2 separate regions of the Homo sapiens genome follow, and region 2 is linked to region 1. A link is a loop called in an ENCODE intact Hi-C map of the cell type or tissue named here. Cell type or tissue: OCI-LY7. All regions are shown on one strand. Each heading gives the region's core, and the rest is flanking DNA. Links, peaks and the distances in the headings are about the cores only. Region 1 overlaps MSANTD2-AS1 (MSANTD2 antisense RNA 1). Region 2 has its middle 23 kb from the start of PKNOX2-DT.

The links. A loop is a pair of places that touch in the nucleus more often than their neighbours do. Peaks named below come from ENCODE experiments on the same cell type or tissue, not always from the same donor. Only the 100,000 strongest peaks of a DNase experiment are listed, where the experiment ranks them.
Region 2: a loop joins it to region 1, with 5 times the contacts of the local background. A loop is called at or near these places in 4 of 110 quality-filtered maps.

The regions. Positions count from the first base shown.
Region 1 is chr11:124,833,247-124,843,646 of GRCh38, forward strand. MSANTD2-AS1 (MSANTD2 antisense RNA 1) reads left to right here. Exons shown (of 5, transcript NR_103862.1): 5 at 1-1,241. Among named protein-coding and RNA genes, the nearest start is that of ROBO3, 27 kb to the right of the region's middle. RefSeq lists enhancers at 9,347-9,910, 9,911-10,400. In OCI-LY7, for the core only: CTCF peaks have their summits at 3,953 (motif pointing left), 4,385 and 4,588; DNase peaks (open chromatin) are centred at 3,895 and 4,415; H3K4me3 peaks cover 1,498 bases; H3K27ac peaks cover 1,363 bases.
Region 2 is chr11:125,136,214-125,146,613 of GRCh38, forward strand. No RefSeq gene overlaps it. Among named protein-coding and RNA genes, the nearest start is that of PKNOX2-DT, 23 kb to the right of the region's middle. RefSeq lists an enhancer at 5,578-6,134. In OCI-LY7, for the core only: CTCF peaks have their summits at 5,703 (motif pointing left) and 5,903; a DNase peak (open chromatin) is centred at 5,658.

The sequences.
Region 1 (10,400 bases), core at 718-8,717:
TCAGGAGACAGGAGAAGACCAAATATATATTTCACAGTATCACACACACATACTCTCTTGATCACAGGTGAAGTTTTGCCCAAAGCAACAGAAGTGAAGCAAGCTTCTATTCTCACAGAGGTTTGGGTCCGGTAGATACTAATAACTTCTATTCTCTGATGCATTGTAGTAGGGCAGACATTAAGCATTTCATGTGCATTTTTTTTTTCTTTTTGAGACAGGGTCTCACTCTATCTCCCAGGCTGGAGTGCAGTGGCACTAACACAGCTCACTGTAGCCTCAATCTGCAGGGCTTAAGCGATCCTCCCACCTCAGCCTCCTGAATAGCTGGGATTACAGGCATGCACTACCATGACCAGCATATTTGTATTTTTTGTAGAGACGGGTTGTTACTATGTTGCTCAGGCTAGTCTTGAACTCCTGACCTCAGCCTCCCAAGTAGCTAGGAATACAGGCACATGCCACCACAGCCAGCATATTTTTGTATTTTTTGTAGAGACAGCTTACTGCCATGTTGCTTAGGCTGATCTTGAACTCCTGAGCTCAAGGGCTCCACAGGCCTTGGCTTCCCAAAGTGCAAGGACTAAGGTGCAACTGCCACACCCAGCCTTTCATATGTATTATCTTATTTAAGCTTCACTTTACAAGTGAGAAGGGCAGCCTTGGCTCAGAGAAGTTAGGTGACTTGCAGCAAATCACATAATTGCTAAGTGATGGATCTGAGCTTTAGCCCCAGGACTATCTGACCTTGGGTCTAAACTTATACTACTGTATTTTTCGTTAAGTCAGTCAGAGTTCTATCCTTTGACAGAAAGTATAACCTTCTTTTAAGGCAGAATAAGACCCTCTGCCCAACCCTGCTCTTTCTTTCTCCTCCGCACTAAGAAGACAGCGAATACAGTAGAGGGTTTTGGACTGGGATAGTGGTTGCAGAGAAGATCTGGAACTAAAAATATGGACCAGGGGTAGAAATGGTGGTGATTCCACCAAACTTGGAAACACTTAACAAGACCCCATAACATGCAAGATATGCAAGAAATGGGGTACATTTTCTATACCAGTGCCTTAAGTAAAAAAATTCCTTGTTAAACAAATGATTTAGAGAAGACAGAACCAAATATATATATATAGCTGTGTGTGTATTCTAATAAAGGTTGTTAAAGTCTTAAAGTTAGTGGTGGGAGAAAACAATAAAAAAATATGAAATCTCCCTATGTTAATAAACTAATTTCAAATACCAAGGGTTGGTTTTTGGTTGGGTGAGTCTGTTTTTGCCTTGATTAAAAAGAAGTGATTTTTTTCTTCAGCCTAGTTTTCCTGGTATGAAAGGCAAGAAGGAATGACATTCCATAACTGTTATAGAGGTGAAAACAGTTTTATTTATTGGTGGTCATTACCGGCCTATAACCAGGGCACAACCTTCTTGGTAAACATTTACCAAGCATTAGTGGAAGATGATTCACTAACTTTTAAAACTCTCCTTCCCTTATATGCATATTAATACCACGATATCTTTAGCTTTTAAGTCCATATATACAGGCACAGGTGCGAATAAATTCAAACATATCACTTGTAGTGGTTTACATAAGGGCTTGCTAGTTCAAATGGGGTTGTTAGTTTTGCATCTCAAATTAGTTCCTGTCAACCCAGCAACTAAAGAAAATTCCTTTGTGAAAAAAGTTTCCAGGCATGACCCAGTAATTGTTTTAATGGATTTTCAATGAAGGGTGAAGTACCATGCTATGTAGCCTGTGGGCATTCCATAAATATATTTTGACTGATTCTGTTAACAAACTACATAGAAAAAACCAAATACTTACTATCCAATCCTCTTATATTGTTTCCCATAGGCTCTGTCTGTTAGTGTATTTATAAGCATTTAAAGTGTATAAGGGAGCTCTGGCAGTGAGAGTGAATTGCCCAATGCAGAGAAGCACTCTGGGCTGGAGGGTTTTACTTAGTCTAAGATTTTCTTTTTTTTTTTTTGTGAGACGGAGTCTGGCTCTGCCGTCAGGCTGGAGTGCAGTGGCATGATCTTGGCTCACTGCAGCTTCCGCCTCCTGGGTTCAAGCGATTCTCCTGCCTCAGCCTCCCGAATAGCTGGGAGTACAGGTGCATGTCACCACGCCTGGCTAATTTTTGTATTTTTAGTAGAGACAGGGTTTCACCATGTTGGCCAGGATGTTCTCGATCTCTTGACCTCGTGATCCACCCTCCTCGGCCTCCCAAAGTGCTGGGATTACAGGCGTGAGCCACTGTACCAGGCTACTTAGTCTAAGATTTTCAGTGTGCACCTGAGATTTGCCCTTTCCAAAATGAGGAAGAGGCCTGAAGCCGATCAGCTGAAAGAAGTACTAAGCCCTGCAGGCTGAAAAGGTAATGTCCCACCTATGCTGGAGGACCTGATGTTGGTATAGTCAATTTTCTGTCTTCTATGTAAGGTATAGATCTGCTCTGATCTTGACATTGTGAAGAAAGCTACTATACTGTCAGAATCTGCTGTAATATAGCCCTGAGATGAGAAAGGTGTGTAGAACAGAAATCTTCACTGCCCTTCTCCCAAAACATTCATTGACCCCTCCTGTAAGATATATATATATATATAATTATTATTTTTTCTAGACAGAGTCTCGCTCTGTTGCCCAGGCTGGAGTGCAGTGGTGCAGTCTTGGCTCACTACAATCTCAGCCTTCCAGGTTCAAGGTTCCCAGGTTCCCAAGCAGATTCTCGTGTCTCAGCCTCTTGAGAACTGGGGCTACAGGCACACGCCACCACACCTGGCTAAGTTTTATATTTTTAGTAGTGATGGAGTTTTGCCATGTTGGCCAGGCTGGTCTTGAACTCTTGATCTAAGGTGATCCGCCAACCTTGACCTCCCAAAGTGCTGAGATTACAGTCATGAGCCACCGCGCCCGTCCTGCATTCTTGCTGTGTGTGTGTAACCCTTGCTATAGTTATATAATTTAGGTTGAATTTAATTTATACGTTGACTATGATCTGAGGGTCAAGATCATTTGGGATAAAGGAGAGATCAACTACATGTCCGTATACTGCAAGTTAGAATTTAGTTAAGAAGGCCCTGAGTAGATTCCAGAATTATAATAAAGCTTTCATTTTTAGTTTGAGGAAACTTCAATATGGGCGACAGAACAAAGAACTCGGGTGGTAGGAATTAAGTTGGTAGGAATTAAGAGGGTGCCTGCCAGACGGGCTGGAAGTGAAGGAAGCCATGTGCCTGCAAAGCTGTTTAGGGCTGCCATGTGTTTATGCCCTGGCAGAAACCTCTGGTTAGAAGTTAGATCGCTTACATTTTTCTTAAGTAACCCATTTTGTTACATCCATATGTTTTCCCTCTTTCCAGAAGGAAAAAAAAGTATCAGCGAGCCCTTCCTCACGGATCAGGAAGCTCAAGGGATTACTCAAGTACATTGGCGGCAGTTACAAAGATATTTTCTTTTTTTTTTTTTTTTTTTTTGAGACGGGGTCTCGCTCTGTTGCCCGGACTGGAGTGCAGTGGCGCGATCTCGGCTCACTGCAAAGCTCCGCCTCCCGGGTTCACGCCATTCTCCTGCCTCAGCCTGCCAAGTAGCTGGGACTACAGGCGCCCGCCACGACACCCGGCTAATTTTTTGTATTTTTAGTAGAGACGGGGTTTCACCGTGTTAGCCAGGATGGTCTCGATTTCCTGACCTCGTGATCCACCCGCCTCGGCCTCCCAAAGTGCTGGGATTACAGGCGTGAGCCACCGCGGCCTACAAAGATATTTTCAAGCATTGTTCTCCCTACCCCAAATTTCTGAGTCATTTAAGTAGAGAAACAGCTCTTTTGCCCTGGCTCATATATGAAAAAAGTAGAATTCAGGCCAGGCTTCAAGTCTAGGGATGATTCTCATTAATGAGGTTAGGTCTGCCACCTGGTGGTGAGAAATAAAATGCCACTTGATTTTCTCATCTGATCTGTCCATATACCACACTTAAAAATTCCACTTTGCAAATCCATCCTTAACCTCTGACTCGGGTTGTGCTTGCCGCCAGCCAAAAGTTCCCAACTGATGACAACGGCACCGACACCTTGGGGAGAATTTTTAGGCAACCATCTGGAACTCATTCCCTATGAACACATTTGAAGTGTTTTAGAACACTGGTAGGTGGTTCTACAACACTTCAAATGTGACTTAAGGTAGATTTTAGGAGAACAAGGTTCTCCTAAAGAGGAAAGATAGCACTAATTCATTCATTAGTACACAAACTATTGTGTAAAAAAAAACTATGCTCTTCAATTTGTAAACAAATGTGTAAGACAATGCCCCGCTCCATCAGTGACAAAGAGATGGGAGTGGATAACCAAGTTAGGCTGGGAAAATAAGAGTAATTCTTGCTTCCCGTTGAAAGGCTGAGGAGAGTGCAGAATCATCTGAAGCCATTAGGGGGAGTGCTAAGTCTTCAGAAACACACACACACACACACACACACACACACACTCGAATACTAGAATATGAATTCTGGAATATGTCCACAATTATTTGGGGATTTGGCCTATGGATCCCTCACAGAGGGTGAAGATACCCAAGTACCCTGGAGAGCTTCAGCTTCCAGTAACCTCCTCCAGCACTGAAGACTTCAGCTCCTTCCTTTTTTCACCTGCCCCTATTTTCCTTTCCTTGTAGGCCAGTACTCTCAAAGTGTGGCCCCCAGTATCACCACTGTCACCACCTGGGAAACTTTCAGAAATGCAATATCTCTGCCCGTACCCCAGATCAAAGGAATCAGAAACTGTAGGGCAGGGTTAATAAGGCCTCCAGGTGATTTTCATGCAAGCTGTGAATCTCTAGTCCAGGGGTGTCCAATCTTTCGGCTTCCCTGCCACATTGGAAGAAGAATTGTCTTGGGCCACACATAAAATACACTAGCTAAAAAATTTTTTTTTTTGCAAAAAACCTCATCATGTTTTAAGAACATATATGAATTTGTGTTGGGCCGCATTCAAAGGTGTTCTGGTCTGCATGCGGCCCATGGGCCGTGGGTTGCACAAGCTTGCTCTAGTCTTAGGGTGATCCTCTGGGCACAGACCAGGGAGACTTGTCGGAGTGGGAGCTAAGGGGAGAAGCAATGGGTCCTAGAAGCCAATCTAGTTACCCAGTCCAGCCCAGAGTGTTAGAGGGAGCAGAGAACAGCCACAAAGGGAGGTGGCAGAGGTTTTTGCCAACTGAGCACCAGCTTTGTGGACACTGACCCTCCAATCACCCTTGGTCACAAGATCTTCAGATGGGAGACTCAGTCTTCAATTAAAGCGACACTAGAGAAGAATCCCTACAGTACCCAGAGCAAATAAGATAAATAGGGCTGTGTCCACCCCACCTGGGTGCAGCTCCAGCTCTTTTCACTCCCTTCCAGATCCGCGGAAAGCACCCCTGACACGCATATATTTGTGGATGGGATACCTGGATTGAGAGCGAACTCCATCAACCCCCCGAGACACTGCACCCTGCTCCCTCCTCTGCTGGAGGAACTGCCACTTTCTAAAGGAAAATACTATTTAATGTGCAGAATTACAGTACACACAATACTTATAGTATGGCAAGTATTAGTCCTTGGTATTTTTTCCGCCACCTTTTCCCATCTCCCCATCCTGTATGCCTGTGCCTCCTTACCTTTCTAGCACAAAACAGGCACTTAAAAAATAGTGCAGAATGAACAGCTGAAGCTTGCTTCTACTATCTTCCATATTTTTCTCTGGCTGCTGTCAAAAAGCGCCAGCTCAGAGCCAGGGTGGCCGACTTTGTCACAGTCTCTGCTGGAAAACGACATTTTTTAGGGGGAAAATCATAAGCCAATGCAGACATGTCCCTGCCCCCTATTCCTTCTCCCTGCACGTGGGCACACAATGGGCGGCCGGCAGAGGTGGGGGAGTGAGGAGCACAGGCTCCGTGTGTCCAAAGTCCCGGGTCACCTCGGCCTGGAATCCATCTAACTCAGCTGCAAACCAGAAGACGCGGCCTGGGAGGGGCGTAGAGCCCTCCCCCACCTCCCCGGGCTGGGTGACTGTCAGGCCGCATCTGCTCCAAATTTATGGCTCCTCCTCGGGCCGCCGCCGGCCTCTCCACGGCCTCTTTACCAACTGCAGCCCCAGCTGAGACCCCTCCCGCGGGGAGGGAGGGAACACGAAGCGCGGCCGGGGCTGGGGGCGGGGAGCAGGTGTGAAGCGGGGTGGCAGCGGCGCGCGGTCACCCTCCACCGCGCCGCGGAGACCCGGCGTCACCCCCACGCGCACACAATGGCGCGGGGGCCAGGCCGAGGACGGCCCATTAGCGGCTGATGGAGGAGGCGGGAGCCCGGCGGGCCGCCTAATCCCCGCACGCGGACACCTGGGTGGGAGCGCGGGCGAGTGGAGGGCGCGCCTGCACGCAGGATCCCGGGCTGGGCAACGGCCTAGACCGCCTCTCGCCAAACCTCCCACGCCAGCGCCAGTCCGACGAACAGGAGCTGGTCCAGCGAACAATAAAAGGCCCCGGGGCTGGGGAGGGATGGAAGCGCCCTTGGAGCGCGCAGGCTACGGGCGCCCCCGGCAGCGCCCCCGCGCCTTCCCCTCCCGCCCCGCGGCCGCTGATTGCCTATTGTGCGTCCCCTCTGCGGCCGCCCGCGCGATGCACTCTGCGAGCTGGCCCCTTCGTTTCTAAATGAGCAGCCAGCGCCGCAGACACGTGCCAAGGGAAGGGTAGTTCACTGCGTGGGGCGGGGGGACATGCAATAAGACAAGAGACCGCACGGAAATAGCTCCGTGCCCGTCTGCTGCACTGTCCTTCTCACGTGCCTTCGGACAAGGGGACTTTCACTCTCTCCCCTCCTCTGCCCCAATCGCTCTGTCTCCCTGAGACTGACCACCCTCTTCTCTAACCCGAACTCCGCAGGGGAGCCTTCAGCCTTTTATTATTATTTTTTTCCTGGGTAGTAGATGTCTTTGCCTTGGCTGGGCTCTGGAATGCTCAGGTAAAAAGTGGGTCTGGCCGGATGCAGTGTGTATCTTCAACACGGAGGCTAGAGAATTGGATAGAGGAGCAGCGCTAGTCTGTGACAGCTCCAGACGCCCTGCTCCAAGCACCCCAATCCTAAGCACCCCAATCCTCTGGTATCTTCCGTCCCAGGGAACTCTGGCTGGTCGTCATGGCTTTGTTTAATGCTCCTCTCTGCCACACTACCGCGTTCCCTGTGGGATGGGAACCTCTGGGAAAGGACCTGACAAGGGACCAGAAAAAGGTTTGGGGAATCAAAGTCTAGTAGTAAGGGGTCCTACCACTGATGGTTTGGACTCACGGGCAATTTACAGTTGGATGGAAGCTGAAGTGTCATCAGATTTAGAGGCCACAGTCTGGCAGCCTGTGGACCAAATCCAGGCCACCAACACATTTTGGTCCATAAAGTGTTTTTTAAACTTTCCATCATGAATAATAGCATATTGTGGATCATAAATATATATAAATTAGTGAGAATGCTATAATAAACCCCCATAGTCCCACCACCCAGTTTCAGCCAGCACTTAATCTATTCAAAGGCAATCTTCCTTCATCTATTCTCCCACTCTCCTCCAGAATTTGAAGCAAATCTCAGAAATCCTATCATTTCTTCTTTAAGTACTAAAAAGTAGTCCTAAAAGATAAGAATTCTTTTAAATAGCATAATAATATCAATATCACACCTAAAACAATAATTCCTTGTCCTCAAATATATAGTCAATGTTCAAACTTCCCCAATTGTCTTATTTTTCTTTATTGTTCAAATTGGGATCCAAATGAATCTCCACAGTGCATTCTCTCCTTTAATCGGATAATCCCCCAGTTAATCTCTTTTTTTCCTGGAAATTTATTTGTTAAATAAACCAGATCATTTGTTCTGTAGAATTTTCCACAGTCTGGATTTTGTTAAATGTATCCCCATGGTGCCATTTAACATGTTCTTCTACCTCTACATTTCCTGTAAATTGGTTGTTAGATATAGAGGCTTGATCAATTAATGCTGGATTTTTTAAAGAATAATTCATAGACCATAGTTTAATTCGATCCAAAGTAATGTCTGCTTGTCAGTGATGACCATTGTCTAGACCCATTATTTCATTAGGGATTGCCAAGTTGTGACATTCTAGTTCTATGATTCACTCTTCATTTATGAGCTTGAATACTTCTCTAAAGAGAATCTGTCATCAATGATTTGTTTATGCAGAGGTACACGTCAAATAGGAAAGGCAGGATAAATGCTTGATTCTTTCCCTTATTATTTATCAAAATAATGAGGTGATTCCTCAGATTCCCCTAATGGTGACCAACGATTTTTTTTAAATCACTTATGAACAAATGGATTTAAATATATCTCATGTGTTTCAAACCAAGTATATTTTGATTGGGCATTTTAAAATTAGAAGATGTCATATTAAAAACATTGACCTCTGGCTTCCGTTGTAGAATATCTGGCAACCTTGAGTCCTTTTCCAGCAAGACTAGAGCAGACTTTGGCTGAGGGGCACTGCCTCCTTCAGTAGGCATTCATTCTTGCCTTGGCATGCTTTGATCTTCTTAGACCCTGGACCCCCTGCCCTGCAGGAGTAAGTCTGTAAAGCAGATCCAATCCAAGTCTCTCACCTTATAGATGAGAGAGCTGATGAAGTAGCTTACCTTCCTGAGACTGGAAGACAAGTCTCCTGGCTGCCTACCAAGACGAGGGTAAAGCAAACAGGGAAGACCAGCTGGTTTCTGCCTTACCTGCAAGTTGAGCTGAGCCAGAGACCTGGGACCACTTCAAGATAACCTTCCTCCCCATTTGCAAACACACCTTGCAGAGGAAACTTGGGAATATTCCAAACTCCACTCCCTCTTTTGCCTCCCACATCCAATCAGCCACCTAGCCTGCTAATTAGCCTCCCTTCCTCCATTCCTGTCCTCCTCCAACTCATCCTCCTCACTCGCAATGAGGTTTTCCAAAACATATGTCTAACCATGTCACTCTCTGGCTTTAAAATCCGTCACTAACTGCTCATTGCCTTTAGGTTACATCGAAGTCAACATTAGCACAGCACACAAGGCTCCTCATGTCCTGGGCTCTGCCATGGCTAGCTCCTTACCTCATGCTGTCTCCTTGTCACAACTCCGTCCTCCAGCTGGACGGAATAGCCACAGGGCTCTGTGCACACAGTTTTGTCTATGTTATGTCCTCTCTGTATTTGCTGTTTACTCCTTTAAACATCCACTGCTTCCCTGGCTGGCTTCCACTTCTAGCTTAAGTCCCACTCCAGGCTTTGATCTTAGGAAAGGCCTTCTTGGCAAGCCTTGACTGCATTCCATGTCCTACTCCGCACTTCCACAGCATTCTGGCTCACTTTAAGATGAGGACCTTGCCACTGATGGGTGGTTTTGCTCTTTGTTTGGTTTGCTTTTTCACTTGTTTCCCTCCTGGCCGGTGTGGAAGCTTCCTGATGCCTGACAGGGGCTATGTCTGTATCTCCATCTCCTAAATCATGTTCCCAACCATGTTCCCAATGCACAAAGTAGGTGCAGGCCAGTAAGGATTTGGTTAGTCAATGAAATTAAACAAAAGAGATGAAGGTTTGTGGACTGTTTTGGAGAGAAAGAGGACCCCCTTCCCTTGCAGGGAAGGGACTTGATGCAAACGACCGCATGGCAGTAGGCTCGCTGGGCAGATGCCCAGGAGATATTAGGGCTGCTGGGGCTGAGGTAATATCCTGCGAGGCCAGCCGGGTCTGCAGCCCTGGCTGGGTCACGACCCAGGCTCTGCCTGGCTCGGACATCCTCGGACCTGTGCATGCATGTGTGCGTTTGTGTGTGCGCGCGCGTGTGTGTATGTGTGTGTGTGTGTGTGCGCGCGCACACACACACACACACACACACACACACACAGCCTCGCCAACCCCGCCTCCTCCCGCTGGGAGGATAATTAAAGCGCCAAACGGCGGAGCGGGCGGGCAGCGTTCCCGGGGGCGCATTTCATCGGGGCTGATTAATGAGGCCGGGGAGTTAATGAGGAGAAAGCTAAACGCAGGGAGCTGAGCCGCGGAAGGCCTCTCCGAGGCCCTGGAGGGGGTCCTCCGAAGGCATCTCCCGCCCTCTCTTTCTAGTAGCGGCTTAGCGCAAGCCACATGGTGCCCCAGGCTCCTCTCGCCGCCTCAAGCCAGGGGCGGGGGGGAGGAGGGGTCGCCCCAAGTCATACCGGCCGCACTGAAGTCGGTCTCCTCCGCTTGTGGCTAACCCGGCTAAACAGCAAAAGAGCCTGCCTTGCCATCTAAAACACAACAAAGGACCTCAGGAGACCGCCACTTTCTTCTTCTCCTCAGGGAACTTTGGGCATGGGTCCCAGACCACCTGCAGATTGCATTCCAGATCCGAATTAAGGATCAGC
Region 2 (10,400 bases), core at 1,551-9,550, 300 kb after region 1:
TGCTCCTTCAGAGAACTCAGCCCCTGAAACATCTGATTGAATTGTGCCTGCCTGAGTTTTACTTAAGTGGGTCCAACCTTGGATGCAAAACTGGTGATTAGAAAGTTGGGCCAGGCCAGAGCAGGAAAAACTGACAAGTGTCTTCCCCATTAAGTGATATCATTTCTGTTTCATTTCTCAAACTAACTCAGAAGGGGGTCCTGGGAGGCAAGAGAACAGAGGAAGCAGAGAGGGGGACTGGACAGAACAGAAAGGCCTATGACTAACACCTTCATGGAGCACGGATGGACAGACTGCCCAGCAGGGTCTCTGAGCTAAGCCAGGTACCAATGGGCTAAATACAGGTTCCTTCCTCTATCCTCTTCCTCCTTCTCCTCCCTGACGTCTTCTTAGGTTAACCATGATGGAGCTGACAGCTCTTTCATCTCAGTGAGTTCAAGCATGCAAATCCAAGAACAATCTGCCTCAAAGTAGACTGCTTACCCTTTATTATGATGTGATGGAAAAACACTTTTCTTAATGGTTTCTAAATGGTTAAACTTTTTGAAATAGTTATTCCACACCATTATCTTGTTTGATCTGGAGATAATGGGTGTGGAATAACTAGTTCAAAACTAATTTTTTTTTTTTTTTAAGACAGGGTCTTGCTCTGTCGCCCAGGCTGGAGTGCAATGGCGTGACCTCGGCTCACTGTAACCTCCACCTTCGGGGTTCAAGTGATTCTCCTGCCTCAGCCTCTTGAATAGCTGGGACTATAGGCACTGGCCACCATGCTTGGCTAATTTTTGTATTTTTAGTAGAGATGGGGTTTTGTCGTGTTGGCCAAGCTTGTCCCAAACACCTGGCCTCAAATGATCCACCTGCCTCAGCCTCCCAAAGTGCTGGGATGACAAATGTGAGCCACTATGACAGGGCTATAATCCCTGTTTTCAAATTGACACTGAATAAGTCACAGCCTTGCCCATGTTACCTAGTGAATTATGTGAGGATTAGTCCCCTGGGCATTCGGACCTTCTGGCTGAGTTCTTCCAGCCTCCGATTGTTTCTCATATTTGATTAACGTTCACATCGTTTTTAAAAAAGGAAGAATATTTCCCCAGACATCTAATATTGACCTACATTATTTATATCATAGTGTAACCCAAAAAGTACAAACCAAAAATAGGTATAACTTCCCAATGTTTGTAGCTCCATTATAACTAAGAATTAATTGAATACTAACAAAATTCTAAAGCAAAAAATTTTTAAGGTAACCATATTAGTCCAATTTGAACCATTACGTTGTTTTCCTGAAATGAAAGCATTGCTGTGGATGGGCCTGTGGCCATGGCTGCTCTGTGGCAGGCTGTGCCTCCGTGGGCTCGCCATTCCTCCCTAGTCCAACTCCTGCAGAACCTTCGTTTCTCTAAAACACCGTGACACCGGTGGGCCTGCCCTTGCCACAGATACATCATTGAAGGGGTGAAGCTGCCTCTGTCTTTTGCCCTTTCAAAGTTCATTCCTTCCTAAGGAAAAGGCAATTAGCAATTCTTATTAAACCTGGCTTTCCTTCATGAACCATGGTGGAATTAACCCTTTGCATCATGGGACAGAATTAATCATTTCTAGATTTGGGATCTTTTTTTAAAAAGTGATCAGATATTCCTCTTTGGGCAGGGGGTGTAAAGGGGGAAGATAAATACTGAAGAATTCAATTTTGCTGTGTGAAGGCCTCGTCTCTGACAAGTAGTTAATCTATTTGTTGATACTGTGAGAGGAGAGGCTCCAGCAGGGAGAAAATTAAAAAACGCTCAGCGCCAGTTGCTACTCTGATGAATCTCATCCAATTATTTAACAGGACACTGCTTGCTGGGTGTACCTTTTTTTTATTGTTTTAATTTTATTTTGTTCTCTATTATGTGTCATATCATTATAAAAGTTTTCTGGATTAAGAAACCCTTTCAGTCTGCCCTTTTTCATTCGGCCACCATTGATTTTTTTTGCTTCTGTGTTCATAACTGAGTTTGAAATTAATGTAGGATTATTATTGATTTATGTATGTATTTATTTTCTTTCCTCTTGGAATGTAGCATCTTAGAGGCTGGATTCTGAATAGAATTTGAAAGAGCATCCGCTGCAGGAGGAGAGTTTTAGGTTAGGGAAGTATTGTTCAGAGTTGTCTGAATGGGGAAGGACTGGAGAACAGTGTTAGTTACACTCCTCAGAAGGACTGAGGCAAGCTGCTCTCCCCAGGGAGAACATTCTTATTGGTTTAGTTTAGGCCTCGCTAGCCTCCAAGACTCGCGTGGATGTAGAAAAAAGGCAGTTTTTCCTCTGGGGGAGTCGCTCTGATCTTGCCGGATTCTGGTTCACTCCTAAAGGCACTGGCAGAGATGAAGTTTTGGCCAAGCTCCCCCATGGCCCAGCGTGCCTGCAAACGACACTGCTCTCCTAACCCCAGCTACAGTTGGGACACACTGATCGGACCTGGGCATGGGTAAAGCTCCATGGTATGTTGTAAGTCACCAACCTCTGAGGTCTATAAGGGTTCCCTGGCCTCACCCAATTTGTGACATAAGCCTTGTGGTTATCACCCCAATCCCTTGGACCCAGGGATAGGGATGCCAGACAAAATACATGCTAGCCAGTCAAACTTGAATTTCAGATAAATGATGAATGATTTTCAAAATGTTAGCGTAGTGTATCCCGAAGATCGCAAGAGACAGATGTATGGCTCTGTTCCTCTCCACCCTGCTCTTCACACACACTCAGAGTCAGAGGCTTGCCCCCTGCTCCATTTTCCCTTGAAGCCTCTAACCTTCAGCAACCTTGATTCCTTCTTCCTTCAGTCTCCTTGCCTCCAGCCGGGAAGCCAGACTCCCCCCTGCTCAGCACTGCTGCTGATGCTTACAGGTTAGGGGAAGGGTCCACGTGGAGGCCCTGGCCTCAGGCCCCCCGCTGCACCCCGCTGCTGATACTTACAGGTTAGGGGAAGGGTCCACGTGGAGGCCCTGGCCTCAGGCCCCCCGCCCCACTCCAGTTCTTGGCCCCAGCGCTGTTCTGTGTTTGAGGAGCCTGTGGGCCTTGGTCTCAGATCTTTCCACACTCCACCCCACCTTTACCCAGACAGCTGTCCCTTGGCCCGCCTGCTCACCTGCCATGTGGTCTGGAACAGGGAGGGTGTTCCTGGAGAAAAGCCTTTGTGGGCTCTCTGAAAAGCCCAGGGTCAGGCAGAGACCCAGCATGGGTCCCAGTGCAGCCCCGCTGTGGTTCTGGAGAGGCTGTGTGGCCATTCTTTTGGCCGGTGGCCACTGCTTCTGGATTTCTTCATTCTCCTTCAGAGGGTCCCGTGAAGACCAAGGCATCGGCTGGTTTACCCTCACTGCTGCGTCCCTCCTTTCGCCCTCCTTCCCCACCACAGCTACCATCTCCCTTCCTCTGTCCGGGACAGGATGTAGGGTTTCCATTCCCTTGAACACACAGGTCACTGGGGCGGAGGGGAAGTCACCAAATTTAATTTAACAAAATCTTCACAACCCAACAGTTTCAGTGTAGTGTGTTCCTAAGGCGACAGAGGAACAGATAGAAGGGAGAAACGAGCGTGGGGAGAACCATTGTTATTTGGGAAAGAATTCAACCAGTTTTCACTCCCTTCCCCCTCCCCCCCTGCTTTGGGCAGAATTCAGCTAGTTATTTTCCAATCCGGTTGTGTGTATAGACACACCACAGCTTCTTTGATCCCTGCCTTTCCTCCTAATAGACAAACTGCTGCCAAAGCTTCCAGCTTCTTTCTCCATGGTGACCAAGCCCCTCATTTCCATTTAATCTCAGCCTCCACCTCCCCTGTACCCCACCCCCTCCTTCATGTGGAGCTGGTTATTTCCTTTCTCTTCTCTCATTTCTCTCCCCTTCCCCCAGCAGTTCACAATCCTCTTCAAAGTTTCAGGAGTAAATATCAATGTGTGATGGTTCCTTCCTTTCTCCCCGACCTGCCTCTTTCTACTCTCTACCCCTTTTCTCTGGTGGCTCCCAAATCTTTGCTCTTCTTGGCTCTTCAAACACATTCCTCTTAGTTCCCCCTCAAACTCCCTTTCCTGCTCCAGTCTCTGGCCTAAGAGATGTGAAGATGCAGAGGAGGGAGGCAGGAGGGACGGGCCTCCCACTTCCCTACTTCCTTTCAGCAGACCCCTGAAGAAAAGAGGCGGAAGGAACTAGGAATGGGATGAGTTGGGTTCTTGCCAAGGGGCCCTCCCTCCCCTCCCTCCTCTGTCTCCGAGCTCTGCCTGCACTCGGGTTCACGCGGGAGAAGATGAATCTGCAGCACCAGCCCCTGCCAGTCTCCCACAGCCAGGGTGGCCAAGCCCTCAGGGCTCTGCAGGACAATCCTCGGCGTCTGCTGCTGCTGCTGCTGCTGCTGGAACCTTCTCAGGGTGTCCTCTGCTGGCAGGCAGGCTTCGCACACAGGTGAACAGAACTCACCACCAGTGAGAAAGCTGGCCGTCTCACACCTTGGCTAGTTTGTGAAACCCAACTCATTCCACCAATGTTGCCTCATGGACTGGCTTTGGAAATTCCATTAATAGCTCCTCTCTGGCCTTGAAGCCTTGCTACCCTAATCCATCAATGACCATTTCACAACCGGGGAATGACATCTGTCCATGTACTCACTTTTTATGGTCCGGTCCTTTACAGCCTACACACATTCTTCCTGAAGATCTCTTACTGGGTCCTCATGATAATGAAATTCCAGCTGTGCAGAGGGAAACTGAAGCTTGCAGAAATTAAATATATTCACCAAATATCTGAACAAAGAAGTAATCGGTGGAGCCAGGGCAAGAACCCAACTCATCCCATTCCTAGTTCCTTCTGCCTCCTTTCTTCAGGGATCTGCTGGAAGGAAGTAGGGAAGTGGGAGGCCGCACACTCTGGCACAAGGCAAAGGGGTTAACAGGAGTGTGTTGACTTTTGTCCTTCTGCCAAGTCCCCTCACATCCAATTTACATTGTTATACAATGCTGATCTGTACCATTCTTGTTAATGTTTCTTTATAGATGTTTTAGTTATGTCTGTCCCATATGTGCGTCTGACTTTTTTCGTAGAATCTGAGCTAGCTCCTTGCTGCACTACTACCCCGGGAATCAGAACAGGTTTCCGCATGCAGCTCTTTGGTGAGAGTGACTTAGGGCCCCTCGAGGGACATGAGAAAACGATTTCGATACCGTGAACACTGGGGCAGGTAGAAACCCAACTTATCCCAGCTTTTCCATCTTCCTGCCAGGCCCCGGCCGGGCTTCCCAGCCTCCTCGTTAGCCTCTGTGAAAAATTAAAGCCCCAATAATCAAATCAACCCTTGTAAATGCTCTAAAAGCCGCTCCAGAGCACCAAGGAGCCAGCAAACCCCAGACCCAAATCCATGTCAAATTTCATAGATATAATTTAAGCAGGGATCAAAACCCACACTAACCTAGTAACTAAGGCTGCTCAAAATGCACTTTATAGTCCATCTGCCTCTCTGCTTCAGGGAGTCTGTATTAAATTTATTGCAAAGTAAAACAAATAAACCCAGGCAAAGGCAAGATGGAAATCTGCATACTGTCAGAGAATTAGCAGCCCTCTCGGGTTAGGAAGGCTGCCTCTCAATTTGCATCTCTAAGGAGTTGTGACTGGGCTGGGGGGCTGGGATGGTCGGGGCAGGACGGAGACTCGGAGCAGGCCTGCCCCCTGCTGGCTGACTGTAGAACTACAACCCTCTGGCCGCGGTGGTGGGCTCTGCAGGGCTCGCCCCGCCAGCTTTTGAAAGACAATCTGCAGCTGAAATAAATGTTGAAAAGGTGTGGAATTGGAAGAGCACGTAGTAGAAAGAGGGGAGGGAAGGGCTCTGTGGGGAAGAGATCCTCATTTCTGAACATAAAGCTTGAGGAAGGCGGGAACTTGAAGTGGGTGGATATAGAGTTTCAGAGCTGTCTTTTCTGTTGTAGGAACAGGAGACTGCGGTGCATTTCTTGACTCCTCTTCCCCTTCTTTTCCTTCTCCCTTTCCCTTGCTCTCCATAATCACAAAACGCAGAAGACTGGAGTGCAGGCGGCAGGGGTCCTTGCATGGCACTGTTGGCTTTGCTGTGTGACCCTTGGAGAGAGCTGTGCCTGAGACCAGGGTGAGGCCTTGCTTGCAGGGTGGTGCTGGCGGGTTGGCGCCTGTGTGGCTGGAGACGGGGTGCTTCCTGAAATTCCGCTTCACCCCAGGCCTGGCACTGCTCAGTCGGCTCACCTGTGGATAGAGAGGGCCTCTGAGGCTCCTTTCAGAGTGAATATCTGAATTTGATGACTCTGGTTGAAGAGCTCAGGCATCAGTCACAGACTTTCCAGGGAAGCTCCCAGGATCCCCGATACTCTCCTAGGATATTCCCATCATAACCTTCAGCACTGGCTCCAGTGGTACCCTCTCTAGATTGAGGCTCCCCCTGACTTCTTTAGTCAGAGATGGGCTGTCTTCCTTGTACTCCTTTTATAGGTAGGTAGATGGTAGGTAGATAGGTAGACAGATAGATGTAGATATATTGATATACTTATAATCACGTTGTAATAATTTATTTATCAACCCCATCCCCTAGAATGCAAAGTCCTTGAGCTCCATGGACAAGGGGAAGGAGTAAGGCCTGGTGAGTGTCATGGCCAGTCTCAGTGTCTACCCGCTCCCCAATTCCTGCTTTTCCCAGCCAGCACCTGAAACACAGTATGTGTCAAATGAACGAAAGAATGAATGAATAAAGAATAAAGTGGCAGGCCGGGCGCGGTGGCTCACGCCTGTAATCCCAGCACGTTGGGAGGCCGAGGCGGGTGGATCACGAGGTCAGGAGCTCGAGAACATCCTGGCTAACATGGTGAAACCTCGTCTCTACTAAAAACATAAAAATTAGCTGGGCGTGGTGGCACGCACCTGTAGTCCCAGCTACTCAGGAGGCTGAGGCAGGAGAATTGCTTGAACCTGGGAGGCTGAGGTTGCAGTAAGCCGAGATTGCACCACTGCACTCCAGCCTGGGTGACAGAGCGAGACTCCATCTCAAAATAAATAAATAAATAAATAAAATAAAGTGGCAGAAGATGATGAAGGTTTGGCTGCACAGTTGACCTAGAAACCTGGCTTTGCCCTTGGCTTCCTATTGTATCCCTTATTCTTTGATTACCCTCATGATAGTCCTAGCTTGTCTACCTCCTGAGTGGTCCTCAAACTCATCTGCTTCTCCTCCTTTCCCTCAAGAGGCAGCCCCGCTAAGTGTGAACAGCAGAGAACATGGGATCAGGAAGACCTCAGTTCTAGTCCTGGCACCCATGCTTCACCTAGCCAGGAGAACCTAGCCAAGCCTCAGTTTCCATCTTTTTTTTTTTTTTTTTGGACAGCACAGCGTAGTGGTTAAGAGCATAGACACCCAAGCTAGACTGCCCGGGTTTTTTTTTTTTTTTTTTTTTTTGAGACAGGGCCTCCCTCTGTCACCTAGGCTGGAGTGCTGTGGTGAAATCTTGGCTCACTGTAACCTCCACCTTCTAGGTTCAAGCGATTCTCCTGCCTCAGCCTCCCAAGTAGCTGAGACTACAGGCACCCACCACCACGCCTGGCTAATTTTTTGTATTTTGGTAGAGATGAGGTTTCACCACGTTGCCCAGGATGGTCTCGAACTTCTGAGATCAGGCAGTCTCGGCCTCCCAAAGTGCTGGGATCACAGGCGTGCACCACTGCCCCCAGCCAACTGCCTGGGTTTTAATCCTGCCTCCTCCATTTGTTAGCCAAGCGGCCCTGGACAAGTGACTATTTAATCTCTCTGTGCTTCAGTTTCCTCATCCATAAACTAGAATTAATAGAATCTACTTCATAGTGTTGTCGTGAGGATTAAAAGAGCTAATACACATAAAGCCCCTAAAACAACACCTGGGACATGGTTAGTATTAACTAACGCAATAAACACTAGCAATTATTAATGAAAAGCAAAGGAATTTTATAGAACTGAAGGCAAGCACCAGAAGAGGCAGTCCCAGAAGAGGCTTTGAAAGGTAAGGAGGGAGCTTATGGATGAACAAGCGAAGCATTTCCACAAGGAACACACGCAGTGATGCTGAGGAATGATGCAGCCAATCAGGTGGCAGGGAAAAGCTCACGACTTCTTGGAACCTGCAGAGCCCAAGTTGGCATTTTTTCCAGCAGAATCAGAAGCATCAATGGGGTGAGTCCGAAGTGTCGAAAAGTGGAGCAGCTTGTTCTCTGGGATCTTCAGCGTGTTTGCTTATGAAATGTCAGCCACGCTGGCTCCCCCGACCTCCTCAGCCTCATTCCACCCCCTCTTCATCTCACCCTCCAGGCTCCATCCATAAAGAAACGTGTTCAGGTCCTCTGACAGAACTTGCTCCTCTTCCCTCAGGGTCTTCACACATGTGGGCGTCCTGCCCTGAGTACTCTCTCCTGTTTGCACCTGTTAATCCTCCCTTCAGGTCTATATTTGGATGGCAGGTTCTCTGGAAAACCTTCCATCCCCCTGTAGCCTGGGTGGGGCGGCCCTAATCTGCGCTCCCATAACACTGTGCCCTTCCCTGCTTACCCTTGTATCTGTCAGCTCCAGCTATGTAGCAAAATGCCACAGACTGCGGGGCTTAAACAACAGACATTTATTTTCTTACAGTTCTGGAGGCTGGATGTTCAAGATCAACGTGTTAGCAAGGTTGGTTTCCGGGGAAGCCTCTCTGTTTGGCTTGTAGGTGGCTGCCTTCTCCCTATGCCCTCCCATGACCTCTTTGTGCACAGGTTGGCAGAATGAGGAGGAGGGAATCTCTGTTTTTTTCTCTTTTTATAAGGACACCAGTCCTATTGGATTAGACCCCCACCCTTGTAACTTTAACCTTAATTACTTCCTTAAAGACCCTATCTCTGCAGGACACGGTGGCTCACACCTGTAATCCTAGCACTTTGGGAGGCTGAGGCAGGCAGATCACTTGAGGTCAGGAGTTTGAGACCAGGCTGGCCAACCTGGTGAAACCCCGTCTCTACTAAAAACACAAAATTAGCCGGGTGTGGTGGCGGGTGCCTGTAATCCCAACTACTCGGGAGGCTGAGACAGGAGAGTCACTTGAACCAGGGAGGTGGAGGTTGCAGTGGGCCGAGATCACGCCATTGCACTCCAGCCTGGGCAACAAGAGTGAAACTCCATCTTAAAAAAAAAAAAAAAAAAAAAGAAGACTTATCTCTAAATACAGTCACATTAGTGGTTAAGGTTTCAACATATGAATTTGGTGGGGGGTGCAATTCAATCCATAACACCCCATTAGAAGATAAATTCCACGAGGGTAGGGCCTTGTCTATGGCTATGTGTTCCCCAGCACTGAGGCCTCACCCTGTCTCCTCATGATTCTCTAATTTCTACAGAACCTGCTCATAGCAAGGGTGCAATAAATATCTGTTGGGTGAATGAATGAATGAGTCAATTACTTGTGATGACAGCAGGAGTTTGGGAAACATAAGAACTCATAATCTAGTTTTAGGTTGTCTTTTTACAGAAGAGGAAACTGAGGCATGAGGATCCTTGCTAGTTCGTGGCAGAATGAGAGTTGGCAGTCAGATTCTCTGTCTCCCCCGCTACTCTGAGTCCATGCTTTTTTCATCTGGACCAAGAGTTGTCAGATAGCTGTATAAAACTGCCGGTTAAAAAAAAATCCTTGTCCAGACTTTCCTTAGACAAAAAAGTCTTTGGGCTGGGGGTAGTGGCTCATGCCTGTAATCCCAGCACTTTGGGAGGCCGAGGTGGGAGGATCACTGAGGTCAGGAGTTCGAGACCAGCCTGGCCAACATGGTGAAACCCCGTCTCTACTAAAAACACAAAAATTTGCTGGGCGTGGTGGCGGGCACCTGTAATTCCAGCTACTGGGGAGGCTGAGGCAGAAGAATCACTTGAACCCGGGAGGCAGAGGTTGCAGTGAGCCAAGATCGCGCCATTGCACTCCAGCCTGGGTGACAGAGTGAGACTCCATCTCAAAAAAAAAAAAAAAAAAAAAAAAAAAAAAAAGAAAAGAAAAAGAAAAAGAAAAAAGAAAGAAAAGTCTTTGGTTTTTCATTGACAAGCAAATGAAACTGTCTCTCTGAGGGTCTCCTCTCATCCTAGCAACTTAGTCTGCTAGGACTAAGCAATCTGTTAAGGCACTTGAAATGTGTGTCCTCCTTCCCCTCTCATTAGAGGCCTGGAATTTGGTCTGGGTGAGGTCAGGGATTTCCTTGCCACAGGCTTTGATTCTGAGCTGACTACCCAGGTGTGTGGCTCTTTAGAGTCCTGCCTCTCTGCTAATGGGTTTTGTTAACTGTTTGTCATTTGCTTATGCAAATCTACCTCTTTCTGCATTAAAATGAACCCAATTATAAAGTGAAATTTCACAACTAAACCACTT